Regions from separate parts of the Homo sapiens genome. Here all the other regions are linked to region 2. Evidence: chromatin loops called from intact Hi-C (ENCODE). Cell type or tissue: A673. All regions are shown on one strand. Each heading gives the region's core, and the rest is flanking DNA. Links, peaks and the distances in the headings are about the cores only.

The links. Hi-C counts contacts between places; a loop is a spot of excess contacts. Peaks named below come from ENCODE experiments on the same cell type or tissue, not always from the same donor. Only the 100,000 strongest peaks of a DNase experiment are listed, where the experiment ranks them.
Region 1: a loop joins it to region 2, with 8 times the contacts of the local background. A loop is called at or near these places in 22 of 110 quality-filtered maps.
Region 3: it touches region 2 in a loop (11-fold over the local background); 31 of 110 quality-filtered maps call a loop at or near these places.

What each region holds. Positions count from the first base shown.
Region 1 is chr10:91,387,483-91,392,353 of GRCh38, reverse strand. All of the region lies in intron 3 of HECTD2-AS1 (HECTD2 antisense RNA 1), which reads left to right. Among named protein-coding and RNA genes, the nearest start is that of HECTD2, 20 kb to the left of the region's middle. In A673, for the core only: a CTCF peak has its summit at 2,534 (motif pointing left); a DNase peak (open chromatin) is centred at 2,523.
Region 2 is chr10:91,549,473-91,554,343 of GRCh38, reverse strand. All of the region lies in intron 1 of HECTD2-AS1 (HECTD2 antisense RNA 1), which reads left to right. LOC105378433 (a long non-coding RNA gene) reads right to left here and starts at 1,013. Exons shown (of 3, transcript XR_007062244.1): 1 at 966-1,013. In A673, for the core only: CTCF peaks have their summits at 1,424 (motif pointing left) and 2,317 (motif pointing right); a DNase peak (open chromatin) is centred at 2,323.
Region 3 is chr10:91,295,818-91,300,688 of GRCh38, reverse strand. No RefSeq gene overlaps it. Among named protein-coding and RNA genes, the nearest start is that of PCGF5, 78 kb to the right of the region's middle. In A673, for the core only: CTCF peaks have their summits at 2,252 (motif pointing left) and 3,977; DNase peaks (open chromatin) are centred at 2,218 and 4,038; H3K4me3 peaks cover 575 bases.

The DNA.
Region 1 (4,871 bases), core at 451-4,450, 160 kb after region 2:
TATTATATGGCATAGTTAACCTTAAGATAGGGAGAATATCCAGGTGGGCCTCATCTAATCAGATAGGCCCTGAAAACAGGAATGCTTTCTGATGCTGCCAGCAGAAGTCAGAGAGATTCTTAGTGTGAGAAAGGCTCCCTGTGCCATTGCTGGCTTTGATGACAGAGAGAGCTATCTGAGAATGTAAGTGGCCCTAAGGAGCTAAAAGAGAGGCCCCTGGCTGACTGCCAGTCAGGAAACAGGGATCTCAGCCCCACAACTGCAAGGAACTGGATACTGCCAACAACCTGAATGAGCTTATAAGTGGGTTCTCTGTAGAGCCTCCAGATAAAAGCCCAGATGGCCCACACCTGGGCCTCAGCCTTGTGAGCCCCTAAGTAGAGAAACCGGTGAAGCCTACTCCTGACCCACAGAACTATGAGATCATGAATGTTTTTTTTTAATTAATCTACTTAATTTGTGATTTTTGACACCATAATAGAAAACTAATATAGTCAGGAAAATTATGAGCAAAACATTCACGGTAGAAGGGATCTCAGAGAGCTTCTAACCACTGGTGTCCTTGACAAAGAAGGACCCTAGACACAGTAGACAGTGTGAAACCCAAGCTATTTCAAAGCTCTAAAAAGCCTAAATTAAGTCACACAATTATTAATCAAATAGTGCTGTACAGACCTACTTAACCTTGATAGATGATAATCAAGTTTCTTTGTTTTTACCCTCACTAGAATGTAAGCACCACTTGGGCAGGGATGTTGACTCTTCTGTTCACAGTTATCCTTAATGTCAAGAACAGAACCTGATACCCAGTAGGCATTCAATAAACAAATACATAATTAGGGCCAAAATTATATCATCAGTATGATAAAAACACATTATTCAACTGTTAACAATTACTTATGCTTGAATTCATTAAAGAGATAATAATAAACTTTGAATGTGTAAATGCAGTTAGATTGGCCAAATCATTCAAAACATAGGCTTCATGGGTAGGAAAAAATAACAAAAGGGACATTAGTTATTAATTTGTGTTTTTTTTGAAAAACATTTTGTCCATTCCCCCTTCTAAAAATCCAGATGAGGAAACTGAAGCCAAGTGAGGTTAAGTAATAAATATGTAACTGTTAGCTAAATTGTGGTACTGGTTCTAAATGTTTGTGATAGAAAGCCGTTTAATCAAAATGAATCTGTCCACATTCGAAACTGATGGGTGCTGCTGATAAATCAACTGTGGGAAGAAAAAGTGAAAACAGACTAAAAAAAGCAGGCTTCAGAGCCACAGTTACTGGAACACAAACTCCATTCCATTTAGTTTAATTAAACCAAACTTAGCAAACATCTATGATGTGAGATATTAATAGACACTCTGGGTTATGAGGATGAACAGACATGCCCAGATCCTCCAGGATTTCCAGTCTAGGAGGGGAGCTAAGGCATGAACCCAGGTAAATGCAATACAAGGTAGAATGTGAAGGGTACTACTGGGGGGTACAAATAAAGAACTATGGGAGCAAAACTGGTGGAGAGCTTTTTTGTAGCTGGAAAGGTGGGGAAAAGTTTCACAGAGGAGGTGTCATCTGTTGCCCTGGAAATGGCACTGAGTGGAGTTTCCTCTAAAGTTTATTTACATTGTACAGAAGAAATGTCACATCAGAAACTTGTCCCTTGAGGCCAGGCATGATGGCTCATGCCTGTAATCCCAGCACTTTGGGAGGCTGAGGTGGGCGGATCACTTGAGGTCAGGAGTTTGAGACCAGCCTGGATAACATGGTGAAATCCTGTCTCTACTAAAAAATACAAAAATTAGCTGGGCATGGTGGCACGCACCGTAATCCCAGCTACTCAGGAGGCTGAGGCAGGACAATCGCTTGAACCTGGGAGGCAGTTTGCAGGGAGCCAAGATTGCCCACTGCACTTCACCCTGAGTGACAGAGTGAGACTCAGTCTCAAAAAAAAAAAAAAGAAAGAAACTTGCTCCTTGAATTCTTGTTTCATCACTGGTCTGAAATCTAAACAGAAGGAAAGCCAGCTGTAGAATTGCTATGTTCCAGAAATAAATATACAGAAACTTCTTAAATTGAAAGTTACACTCGATTTGTATTCTACTGAATTACAAGCACTCATAAATGTTTATTTCCTTGTAATTCATTTCTTTGTTAGATACAATGATGCTTAATTCCACCTTGTGGTTAACGTGGAGGATGGAGCATTCTGAGAATGTGAGAACATACAGCACTAATTTATTAGGATAGCTGCTTTCTGTCTGAGATGAATCCCATCTCCAATCCCATTTGTATTTTGTAGTTTTTTCTCTCCAGGCCAGGCAATTAATCCTTATGCTCTTTAGCACTCTGGCACTTAGCCTCTGTTTCAAGTGTTCTTTTTACATTTGTTGAATGTTTCCTCAAACTTAAATACCGAATTGACTAAAATGCATGGAAAAATACAAAGAATATGTGAGAAATATGTTATTTTTTAAAAAGTTACTTTCGTTATTCATCTGGAACTGCACCTGTGGTGTATAGTAATCTCGGTTACATTGCCCTCTAGTGGTGGTAGTACGGTAGTCATCTTATTAACATTTATTGAATATCTGCTGTGTAGGTAGGCTCTGAGGATATTGAGACAATTAAGAAACAGTTCCTACTCTTGTTGATTTCTCATTCTAGCAGAAGATGCATTTCAGCATAGCACGTGTGAAAAGGAACTGTGTAGGTAGGTAGTCATCTTTTCAGTAGTCATCTTATTAACATTTATTGAATATCTGCTGTGTAGGTAGGCTCTGAGGATATTGAGACAATTAAGAAACAGTTCCTACTCTTGTTGATTTCTCATTCTAGCAGAAGATGCATTTCAGCATAGCACGTGTGAAAAGGAACTATAGCAGGAGCACGTACAAAGGTCTATGAGTGCTCTGGGGAAGGAATAATTAATTCTCTCTAAGTGCATCCAGAAGGGCTTTTCAAACACATTACACTTCAGCAGCACCTTGGAAAGTGCATAGGAGTGTTTCAGGTATTCTGTCTTCAAGAGACCCATCTCACATGCAATGACATCCATAGGCTCAAAGTAAAGGGATGGAGAAAGATCTCTCAAGCAAACAGGAAAAAAAAAAAAAAAAAAGAAAGCCGGTGTTGCTTTTCTTATTTCAGAAAAAACAGACTTTAAAGGAACAATGATCAAAAAGACAAAGAAGGGAATTACATAATGGCAAAGGGTTCAATTAAACAAGAAGACTTGACTATCCTAAATATATATGCACCTGACATTGGAGCACCCATATTCATAAACAATTTTTAGGAACCTATGAAGGGACTTAGATAACTACACAGTAAGTGTGGGAGACTTGAACACCCCACTGACAGCATCAGACAGATCACCGAGGCAGGAAACTAAAAAAGATATTTGGCACCCAAACTCAACACTGGACCAAATGGACCTAACAGACATTTGCAGAACACTACCGCCAACAACAACAGAACATACATCGTTCTCATCCGCACATGGCACAGACCACACACTTGGCCACAAAGCAATTCTCAATAAATTCTAACTGAAATCATACCAACCATACTCTCAGACCACAGCAAAATAAAAATAGAAATCAATATTAAGAAACTGCTGAAAACCACACAATTACATGGAAATTAAACAATCTGCTCCTGAATGACTTTTAGGTAAACAATGAAATTAAGGCAGCCATCAAGAAATTATCTGAAATGAATGAAAACAGAGATATAACATATCAGAATCTCTGGGACACAGCTAAAGCAGTGTTGAGAGAGAAGTACAGTGCCTTCATCACTAAATGCCTACATCAAAAAGTCAGAAAGGTATCAAATTAACAACCTAATATCACAACTAGAGGAACTAGAAAAGCAAGAGCAAACTAACCCCAAAGCTAGCAGAAGAAAAAAACCAAAATCAGAGCTGAACTAAATTCAGATGTGAAAAACCATACAAAAGATCAGTGAACCCAAAAGTTGGGGTTTTGAAAGAATAAATAAGATTGATAGACCACTGGCTAGATTAATAAAAGATCCAAATAAACACAATTAGAAATGACAAAGGTGACATTACCATTGACCCCACAGAAATAAAAAAAAAATCCTCAGAGACTATTATGAACACCTCTATGCACACAAACTAGAAAAGCTAGAAGAAATAGATAAATTCCTGGAAACATACAACACCCACCCCCCGCCGCCCCAAGATAGAACCAGGAAGAAACTGAATCCCTGAACAGACTAATAATGAGTTCTGAAATTCAATCAGTAAGTAAAAAAAAAAAAAACCTACCAAACAGAAAAACTGCTGGACCAGATGGATTCACAGCTAAATTCTACCAGATGTATAAAGAAGAGCTGGTACCAAATCCTACTGAAACTATTACAAAAAATCGAAAAGGAGGGATTCCTTCATAACTCATTCTAGGAGGCCAGCATCATTCTGATACCAAAACCTCACAGAGACATAACCTATTTAACTATCACAATCCAGTTGATTTGTTGTATTTGCTTACATTGTGGGTGAGTGTCTTTTCTTTGTGCTGTAAAGAAGCTTGAGACTATTTCTGGCTTCTGGGAGTCCAGTCAACACCTGTGCAGACTCTTGGACTATGCTGAGCTCAGCCACCATTCAGCTGCATACCTTAGGCAGTTTCTTCTGATATATAAATATTTTTCAGGTGTGTGGAATAGGGGACGAGTGAAAGGGTGAGCGGAATAATCGTCTATGACTTAAGATCCTTCCCTCTGCAAAGGCAGCATCCTGTAGGGAAGCGAACATGGGTTCTGGAGGCAGACAAAGCTTAGGTCAAATCCTGGCTCTGCCACTCGCTGTGTGATATTGGAAGGTGTTTTGGTTTATCT
Region 2 (4,871 bases), core at 467-4,466:
CAGATCAGCAGCACATTAGATTCTCATAGGAGTGTGAACCCTATTGTGAACTGCACATGCGAGGGATCTGGGTTGCACACTCCTTATAAGAATCTAATGCTTGATGATCTGAGGGGGAACAGTTTCATCCTGAAACTATCCTCCACCAACCCCGCCATCCGTGGAAAAATTGTCTTCCACACAGCTGGTCTCTGATGCCAAAAAGGTTGGGACTGCTGTGTTAAGGGATTGAGATGATTACTTTTAAAAAAATCATCTCTGTAATATCTGGCCTATTACAGAGAGTCTGCCACCTTTACAATTAATAAAACATTTGAATAAAAAAGAAGAAAGTGTGTAATTATGTGTACACATGACTATGTTGATGTGTGTACATATGTCCATACGTGACTTTGTGTTTATGTGTGTTGCATATGTGTACATATGGGGGAGAGAGTCTCAAAGGAGAGCAGAACTTTTGGTACAAATTCCAGACACTGGTCACATCCTCCAACCTTTGTGCTTTGGAAAGAAACCTCAAGGGTGTACACCTACTTGAAAGTTTTGCCATAAACATCACCTGCCTTGCAGGTGTGGGCTGTTCTGGGGCTCCTGGCTTAACCAAATGGCCTTGGATAAATTACAAGTGGGAGAGGCTGCTTCCTTGCAGCCAAGACCACTGGTGGTTTAGAGCCTTCTCCAGGAAAATCCACAGCCCCTTGCACAGTGTTTGTGGAGTGCCTCCAGTGTGCAGAGCGCTGTGTGTGGTAGGAAATGGTTCTTCTGGGAGGCTAGCTGCTCAAAGGATGGGGCTTAGAAATCTCAGCCTGGGCCAGGTGCAGTGGCTCATGCCTGTAATCCCAGCACTTTGGGAGGCCGAGGCGGGTAGATCATGAAGTCAGGAGTTTGAGATCAGCCTGGCCAATATAGTGAAACCCCGTTTCTACTAAAAATACAAAAACTTAGCCGGGCGTGGTGGCACGCACCTGTAGTCCTAGCTACTTGGGAGGCTGAGGCAGGAGAATCGCTTGAACCCTGGAGGCAGAGGTTGCAGTGAGCCGAGATCATGCCATCGCACTCCAGCCCAGGTGATAGTTTGAGACTCCATCTGAAAAACAAACAAAGAAATCTCAGCCTGTGCTGGTCAGTTGCATTCTACAGGCAGAACCAGTTTCCTCCCCCCACCCCATTATTCCTGAGATCTAGATTTTGCAGGCACCAGGATTTATTAATTTACTTGACCATGGCTCAGCCAACTGGTTAAGGCTGGTTTCTATGCTGATCTGGGCTTTCAAATTCCCATCTACAGCTGCAGGAGTCCATTGAGACCAACTAGGGGGTTAGAATGACTTTTTCCTAATGTCAGGTGCGTTCCTGCGTGTGTGGATGTGTGTGCACACACCCATGCACACACATGTAAGAAGACAGCTCTGCCCCCTTGAGGAGACACAGCAGGGCTGACAGAGGGTTGTGTGCCCTGTACCTGGCCGCAGGCCTGAGCATACCCGCTCGCTTTGCGATAGAAGTGGATTATGCTAGCAGGCTCATGTTCTTCCTGCCCTAAATTTCGCTTCATCCCCTCTCTCCACAAGCTGGTTAGCAGCAGCTTGGGAGTTTGAAGAGCAAGAGGAGCTCCCTATGTGATCTGAACCCTTCTTTTTGGACAGGTTCCTGGGGATGCAGCTGGAGCCGGGCTGGTGGAAGCAGCAGGCCGAAGTGTTTTAGAATCTTCCTGAACCCAGCAAAGGGATGGGTCTGTCCTCCAAGCATTGGGGCAGGGGTTGGGGGGTGGGCAGTGGGAAGAAACTGTGGCTGCTTTTCCTGCAGAAGCCAGAAAGTTCGAATAGGAGAAGGAGGGGTAGAAGGAGAGAGGGAAAGAGAAAGAGAAAGGGGTGGGTCAGGGGGTGTGGAAGGAGAAGGAAGAATGGGGAGGAGAAACAGACACTCCTTCATGGAGATTTCCAAAAGGCCTGGGAGGGACCTTGCCAAGCCACTTCCTAACCATCTTGGGGTGTCAGCGTGAGGCTTAATGGGAACAAGGAGCATCTGTATGTGTCCTCAGCCTGCACAAGGGGAAATTCTGGTCTCCTAGGAAGAAAGCCCTGGAGCCAAGCCTCTTGGCCTCTGTGTCCACTCTCTGCATTTACTCTTCGAGCTCCGCTGTTCCTACCTTCATTTATGTTTCCGCAGTCTGTCCATCTTCGTTCTCGCTGACTCTCCTCTCCCGCCTCCAGTTGAAACTCAGGCTTCTGTTTCAGGGTTGGGGGTTCCTAGAGATTCTCCTTGTCTCTAGCTCCCCCTGCCCACCTCAGCGGGACCAAGGCCACACTACTGCCCAAGAGCCTGCATCAACTGCCAGTAGATGGCAGTCCTCATCAAATTCAAACTCCTCGCTCTGCCCTTCATCTGTTGTCAAGATCTTCTCTCCCTGGTCTTGTCCTATTCTCTGACCAGGCTTCCCTCTCCTTCCCCATGGAAGCCCCCAGCCAGTCTCCCTGGTGAGCCCTGAACATTCAGAGTTCATCTCTGCCTCTGTGCCTTGCTTTGCTGCCCAGGTCAGTTCCCACTCCCCAGCATTAGTCTAAAGCCAACTCATCTTCAAGTCCTGTCCCCAGGAAATGTCCCTGGTCACTTCAGCCTGACTACATCATTCCTTAATTCCCACTGCATGTACAGTTCAAAGCACCCACAGTTTTGCTTCTCACTGTTTTCGGTCTAGCTATATGTAGTCTCTATAAGGGCATGAACCATGCCTTTCACTTTCTTCGATCTCTGTCTCAGCCCCAGAACCCAGAAATATGATTATTGATTGATTAAAAATGGGCAAATTATAGCCAAAGAGATTCAGGGTAGGGAAAGTGCTTGAACAGGCCAGATATTCCTCCAAGGTCTTCTTGAGCAAAATGGCATTCTCTGGGGCTATTTTCCATGTTTGGCCATGCTGTGTTTTGCTAATACTATGGCAAACACTTGGGTGTTCAGTTGCATGGAGACGTTTGCATTTTCCCTTTCCACAGGCAGGCAGATGATTATTCAGGATGGGAAAACATCAGCATGGAAACAGATTTGTGGCTCAGCTCTCCTGCTCATTTTCTAATGTAAGAACAAATCAGTTGAGGCTGGGCACCATGGCTCATACCTGTAATCCCAGCACTTTGGGAGGCAAAGGCGGGTGGATCACTAAGCTCAGGAGTTTGAGACCAGCCTGGGCAACATGGTGAAACCCCGTCTCTACTAAAAGTACAAAAATTAACTGGGTGTGATGGTGTGTGCCTGTAGTCCCAGCTACTTGAGAGGCTGTGGTGGGAGGATGGGAGAATCACTTGAACCTGGTAGGCGGAGGTTGGAGTGCACCGAGATTGCACCACTGCGCTCCAGCCTGGGTGACAACAGAGTGAGACTTTGTCTCAAAATGAAACAAACAAAAAAAAGAACCAATCACTAAATTGATCAGGACTCCCTCCTCTCAAGACAATCCACTGAGCCTCCAGTATTTACAAACACAGGAGCATTCACCCTTCTTCAGAGGGCAAGCTTACTGGCCGGAGGCATCATGCTGGCCATCCTGCCACTGGCATTTGGAATTGTCCTCCCCATACTTTCTCTCCATGGTATTACAGTCTCTTTTTCCCACAGAATAAGAGGTCAAGGAGGGTAGGTTTGAATGAGATTATCAGTAAAATGTTTTACCATTTGGATTTCTGTTCAAATTGTAATAAGCATCTTTATCACAATGAGTCAGAGAATCTGGTTGCAAGTGACAAAACCCCTACAGATGTCTTTAGGTGTCCTCATTGTTCTGATAAGTACATCTTTCAGTGAAATACCAATTTGTGTGGCAGACACTGTGTCACTTTCCACAGCCATACCACTCTTCCTCTCCACTGACAGAACCCCAAGGTGACCAGTTCCCAGAAGATGAATCATGCTTGGTCTAAGACCATGGTGTCTGTCTGCGTCAGGGTCCCCAAGATCAACCCAAGGCCAGTGATTTGCTAGGAAGACTCACAGGACTCAGCATATAGTCACACTCATGGCTAAGATTTATTACAATACAATGATACACTCAAAGCAAAATCAGCAAAGGGGAAACGTGCATGGAGCAAGGTCTACAGGAAATCAGACACAAGCTTCTAAGAGTTCTCTCCTATTGGAGTCATGCAGGCCACGCTTCATTTCTCCAGGGAGGTGTGACAGTACATGTGAAATGTTGCCTCTCAGTGAAGCTCATTAGAGACTCAGTGCCCAGGGTTTCTAACGGGGGCTGGTCACACAGGCACCCTTTACCTAGTATATACCAACATTCCAGACCTCCAGAAAAGACAAGCAGGTGTTCAGCACATACCATATTGTTTGCATGCACAGTTTCAGCACAGTGAACCATGGTTATCAGTTTTGACAATAGTGGGGCCCCTCCCAAAATCCAAGTTCCCAGATGCCAACCAAAGGCCAACCTCGTAAGCAGGCCTTCCTAAGAATAGCTGTCTCAGGCCTATTATGTTAACTCTTTTCTGCATACAATCAATGCTTTTTTTTTTTTTTGATACAGAGTCTTGCTCTGTTGCCCAGCCTGGAGTTCAGTGGCATGATCTTGGCTCACTGCAACCTCCACCTCCCGGGTTCAACTGATTCTTGTGCCTCAGCCTCCTAAGTAGCTGGGATTACAGGTGTGTGCCACCATACTTGTCCAATTTTTGTATTTTTTTGTAGAGATGGGTTTCGCCATGTTGGCTAGGCTGGTCTTGAACTCGTGACCTCAAGTGATTCACCCACCTTGGCCTCCCAAAGTCCTGGGATTACAGGTGTAATCCCAGTGCCTGGCCTGCATACAATCAATTTTATGTCTGACACTTGCTTACTCAGCCTCCCTTGCATCTATGAGTGGCCACATG
Region 3 (4,871 bases), core at 451-4,450, 250 kb after region 2:
TAGCCCACTTTGGATTGAGTGCCAGTTAGGTTGATGGGTCATGTACTATATACAGAGAGAGAGAGAGAAAGAGAGAGAGAGCTCCTGTGAGAAATACGGATGGGAAAGGTGGCAGTTTCTAGAAAAACAAGTATGTGAGTGTGGAGGAGACAATCCTATAGATCTCCATCCACTCTAACAATTAGCCTATTGTTTCCATAGTAAAATGGAATTTTATAAACATTAATGTCATAGAACCCATGATTCAACATTCAACCATTTGCAAATATTTTCCATTCTTTGCAAAAGCAATATCATTGGCAAGGCTAGCACAGGCTAGGTGTGGTTGTGATTTTCTTTTTGGTTGCTGTGCCAGAGGGACCCTTGCTTTTCAGGATTCCCAAGGATTAGAGCTTCCATGTGTCGAAGGTAAGGACAGAGTAAACAGGATGCATAATTCTTAGGCAGCATGAATGGCTGCAAAAAGGCCTTGAGGTTTCATCAGCCAGCATTTCTGAAGCATCTCCTATGCAGCAAGCATTCTGTAAGGTGATGCCCTCAGCAGTAGGCTGGTACCTCAATAAATATTTATGCAATAAATATTTGCTGAATGGAATATGTGTGTGGCATTTAGTGACCTTTGGTTCATTCTTGCTGAAGAGCCCAGCAGCTTCTCACATGCAAATGATGCCACAGTCACCCAAGCCCCTGTCACCACTGCAAACACAGACAGCTGCACCTTGGAAGATGGGAACCTGAAACATTTTCATGGGCTTACTTAGTTGATGGAGGTGATGGTGAAGGTGGGAGTGGAAGCTGTGGAGGTGTGGCAATTGAGAACACTGGGTCTCAAACTGTAGCATGTATTCAAATCACCTGGAAGGCTTGTTAAAACAGATTCCTGGGCTCTGCCCTAGTAGGTCCTTGGCAGGCCTGAGAATTTGCATTTCTAACAAGTTCCCAGGTAATACTGATGCTGCCGGCTGACTTTGAGAACCACAGAGCTATCAGAGTGGCCCTTCTCAAGCCTGGCTACACATTAAAAATCACCTGGTAGCCCCCTCCCCACTACCCTAGCAGAGACCAACTAGATGAGAATCTCTGGGAATTGGTCTGAGGTTATGTCTCAGCTCTACAGGTGATTCCAATGTGCATCCAGAGGCCATAATCAGTGCCTTACATCAACCAAGACAAATGTAAACATGATAGGGCAGAGAGAAGGCCCTTGGAGAGAGCCTTAGACACATGAAGTATAAGCTAAAATTCTTCTATGTCAGTTAGTTTGATTAGTACTGACTGCCAAATAGCAAAAGAAGCCCCCACAGATCCATGGGGTGGGGGGAGGCTCAGTACTTTTAAGATTTGTGAAGGGGTCCCAAGAACAAAACAATTGAGAACTAGCATTATTAGCTCTATGGTGAACAATAGGACCCTCAGGAAGTGCCAGACCTGGGAGGGAACTTGGGTACCCTACAACCGGGCTCTCATTTTACAGATGAGAAAACTGAGGCTCGGCTCTCTAGCGGTTTGCCGGCAGGTCACCCAAGGGGCAATGACAGAGCCAGCCCTGGGCTCTGATGGCAGCTTCTGTGCTTCCTGATTCCCATCCCTGGGATTGAGACCGGGACAACGCTTTTCCATAGGTGTTCCTAGATTAGCAGAGGATGCTGGGAACAGCTTTCTGTGGCTCATTCTTGCATAGAAAGAAAACCCTCCTAAAGGTTTTGGAATCTCGCCCTTCATGTTCACTGTGCTCACACAAAGCTCTTCTTTTCAGAAGCAGTTCTTTTCTCAGAACACTTCAAATGTAACAAATATACATCCATCAGCGTGGAGCGGCAATCAGCTCACTCACTATTCATTCGAGTTGGTGACCCAGGGCCTCCGCGCCCTGGAAACGCTCCACGGGGACACCGCGCCGTGCCAGAGAAGCTGGCCTCCAAACAACCCGCTGTAAACAGCTTTGCAGAGATCTTCCTCTGGAGGGCACAGATCCCTGGGATTGCTAGGATGAGGTTTCTCATTCTTTCCGAAGTAAAGGGAACTGGCAAAGTTAAAGCAGGAATGAAAGAGCTTTGATCTTATGAGGCGGAGGTGCTTATCCCAGCTGGGGTTAACAAGGAGGACATTCAAGCACTGCGAGCGGTCCACTCCTCGTTCTTGCATGCCCCAGCCCTGAAGGAAGTGGGTTGCAGCTCTCGTTACCCATCCTCCAGGTGGATCCTCTTCCTTCTGCCCGCCCTCAAAAGGCAAAGAACCACTGCGGGCTGATGGCGCCCTCTGGAGGCCGTGATGGGAAACTGTGTGCCTCAATTTTGCAGCCACGGCTGCCTTCCCCTCCCCCACTTTCCAGGGGCTCCTGCCCAGGTCGGGCTTCCCAAGGTCTCTTCCTCAGTACATTACACATACTCCTTCTTATGTGTGAGCACATAGATAGCAAAGCACCCAGAGGCACGCATACCCTTCTTTAACCCCCCGGTTCATCTCAAGTCTTACCTGTCAGTTATCTCACGTTAAAAAAAAAAAAAAAAAACAATTCCACCTCCCTCTTTTCATTCCATTTGTGTTGCCCAGAGTTTAATCACATCTGACAAGACTCACAGGGGTGTTAGTGAAAGAACTCTACCAAGGGAAAGAAACACCACCTGCAATGAAGTAAAACTGAGTGCAGTCAACAGATGTAATCCTGTAGGGCCTGGTGGGGCTGCCAGGCTCCCAGGTAGAGGAAACCACCATCGCAGTTTGCAGAAGACTAGTGGAGCTCCCGGGTCATGAGATTATTAAGTGCTAAAACCGGGACACTCCCATTAAAACTGTGGCAGTGGGTCGCCCTACTTCAAGGACTTGGTGGTCCAGAGGTTTCGCCTTCCTGGGAGATTTCTCCTTGATTCATTCGGGAGAAATGAAAGAACTGAGTGGGGAAGGAAAAATGAAAGTAAGTATTAAATAGCTCTTATAAATTACAGGAATTTGGGGAGCACCCATGCTTACGCAGACACGTAGGCAGATGTATAGAGTACACCGATTTGGATTTAATGTAGGATGACTATTGATTCCGTTTTTGAAGCATTCATACTAACAATGTCCCTTAAATAAAAGCAATCTCACATTTTTGTCAAAGAAACATTAATAATTTCCACTTATGCATGTTTGCGTAATTTCTTATTACTCTAGTTAAAAAGCTTATGCATCTCATAAAAGCTAAAAAGTAATAGCTGCTTTTAAATTTTATTTTTTATTTTTATGAGTACATAGTCGGAGTGTGTATTTATGGGGTATATGAGATGTTTTGATACAGGCATACAATGCATTATAATCACATCAGGGTAAATGGAGTATCTATCACCTCAAGCATTTATCATTTCTTTGTGTCACAAACATTCCAATTATACTTTTAGTTATTTTTAAATGTACAATAAATTACTGTTGACTGTAGTCACCCTGTTGTGCTATCACATTCTTATTTATTCTATCTAACTATATTTTTGTACCCATTAACCATCCCCAATGTCTTCCACTTCCTACTGCCCCTCCCAGCCCATGGTAATCATCATTGTGTTCTCTATCTCCATGAATTCAATTGTTTTAATTTTTAGTTCCCACAAATGAGTGAGAATATGTAAAATTTGTCTTCTGTGAATGGCTACTTTTTATTGAGCACTTGACTACTGAGAACCGCACTGTCTTTTTATCATACACAAATGATGGATGAGGAAACTGAGCCTTAGAGAGGCAGGTGACTTGCCCAAAGTAAATGGCAGAGAAATATTTGCATTCAGGTCCCTGACCACAAAGCCTGTGCTCTAAACCACACATATTAGATTTGTTTTGTATATGGTCTCTTACCTCATAAAAATAACACATTGCTTAACATTTTATAAGCGTCTCCCTCCACTGTCATCCCAATAGTCTTTCAGCCTACAATTAATCCTCCTCCAGTTTGTTTCCTGTGGCTTAGAATTTTGTTCCCTGGTAAAGGGCAAGTATCCCCTGTAAATTTCCCAGTTGACCAGGAGAGATCAGACTTGAGCTGCAGTCACACCTTGAGCTGATTTTTTTTTTTTTTTTTTTTTTATGGGGGAACATTGGCGAGAAGCCACAAGCCCTAGCTGGCAGTCATGGGACAGGGAATTGACTTCCTGAGAAAGAAACCCAAGGGACTTATACAGCATTTGGAGTACACCATAGATTTTGCCCTTTCTGAGATCACTTTTTATCTCTTTATGTTTGTTGCTTCCTGATACGGGGAACAAATTTGATGATATGGAACAGAATGAAGCTAAAAGTGAAAGGGTCTCGTTACTTTCTCCTCACCTCAAACCAACTTTCTTCTCACCTCAAACCACATGCTTCATTTTATTTTTCTGTAAATATTACCTTGAAAATAAAATTCAATCCCAAAATTTTCTACTTATTAAACTTACTCTTATACATTTATTTTAAAAAATCATTTAACTTTCACCCACATTGCATGAGATCACATTATGCTGGCATCACAACTTAAGGGAAAAACAGTAGGTTTCTCTTTTACAAATAAAGATTACAGATAAAAAAGAATATTGATTAAGCTGGAAATTCTTTAGGCTGTTTGCATTTTATTTCCATTAGCCTCTAGCAGTTAAATTCACAAATGATATTTTTCTGTGGCTCTATGCAGGGATCAAGTGTACCTGCTATCTTTTGTTGAGCATTCCTTGAGTATCTTTCTGGTTGGCCATGTCCAGGCTATGACCCCTGCAGTAGCCTGTTGATACAGTAAAGAGAAAACCAAAAGCACAGAAGTAATAGATTAAGTAACTGTAAGATGCAAGAAATGAGGATTCCCAAACCCAGAACCATCTGGTCCAGGCGATATGACTGACATATTCCCTCTTTTCTCTTCCTTGTTTGTC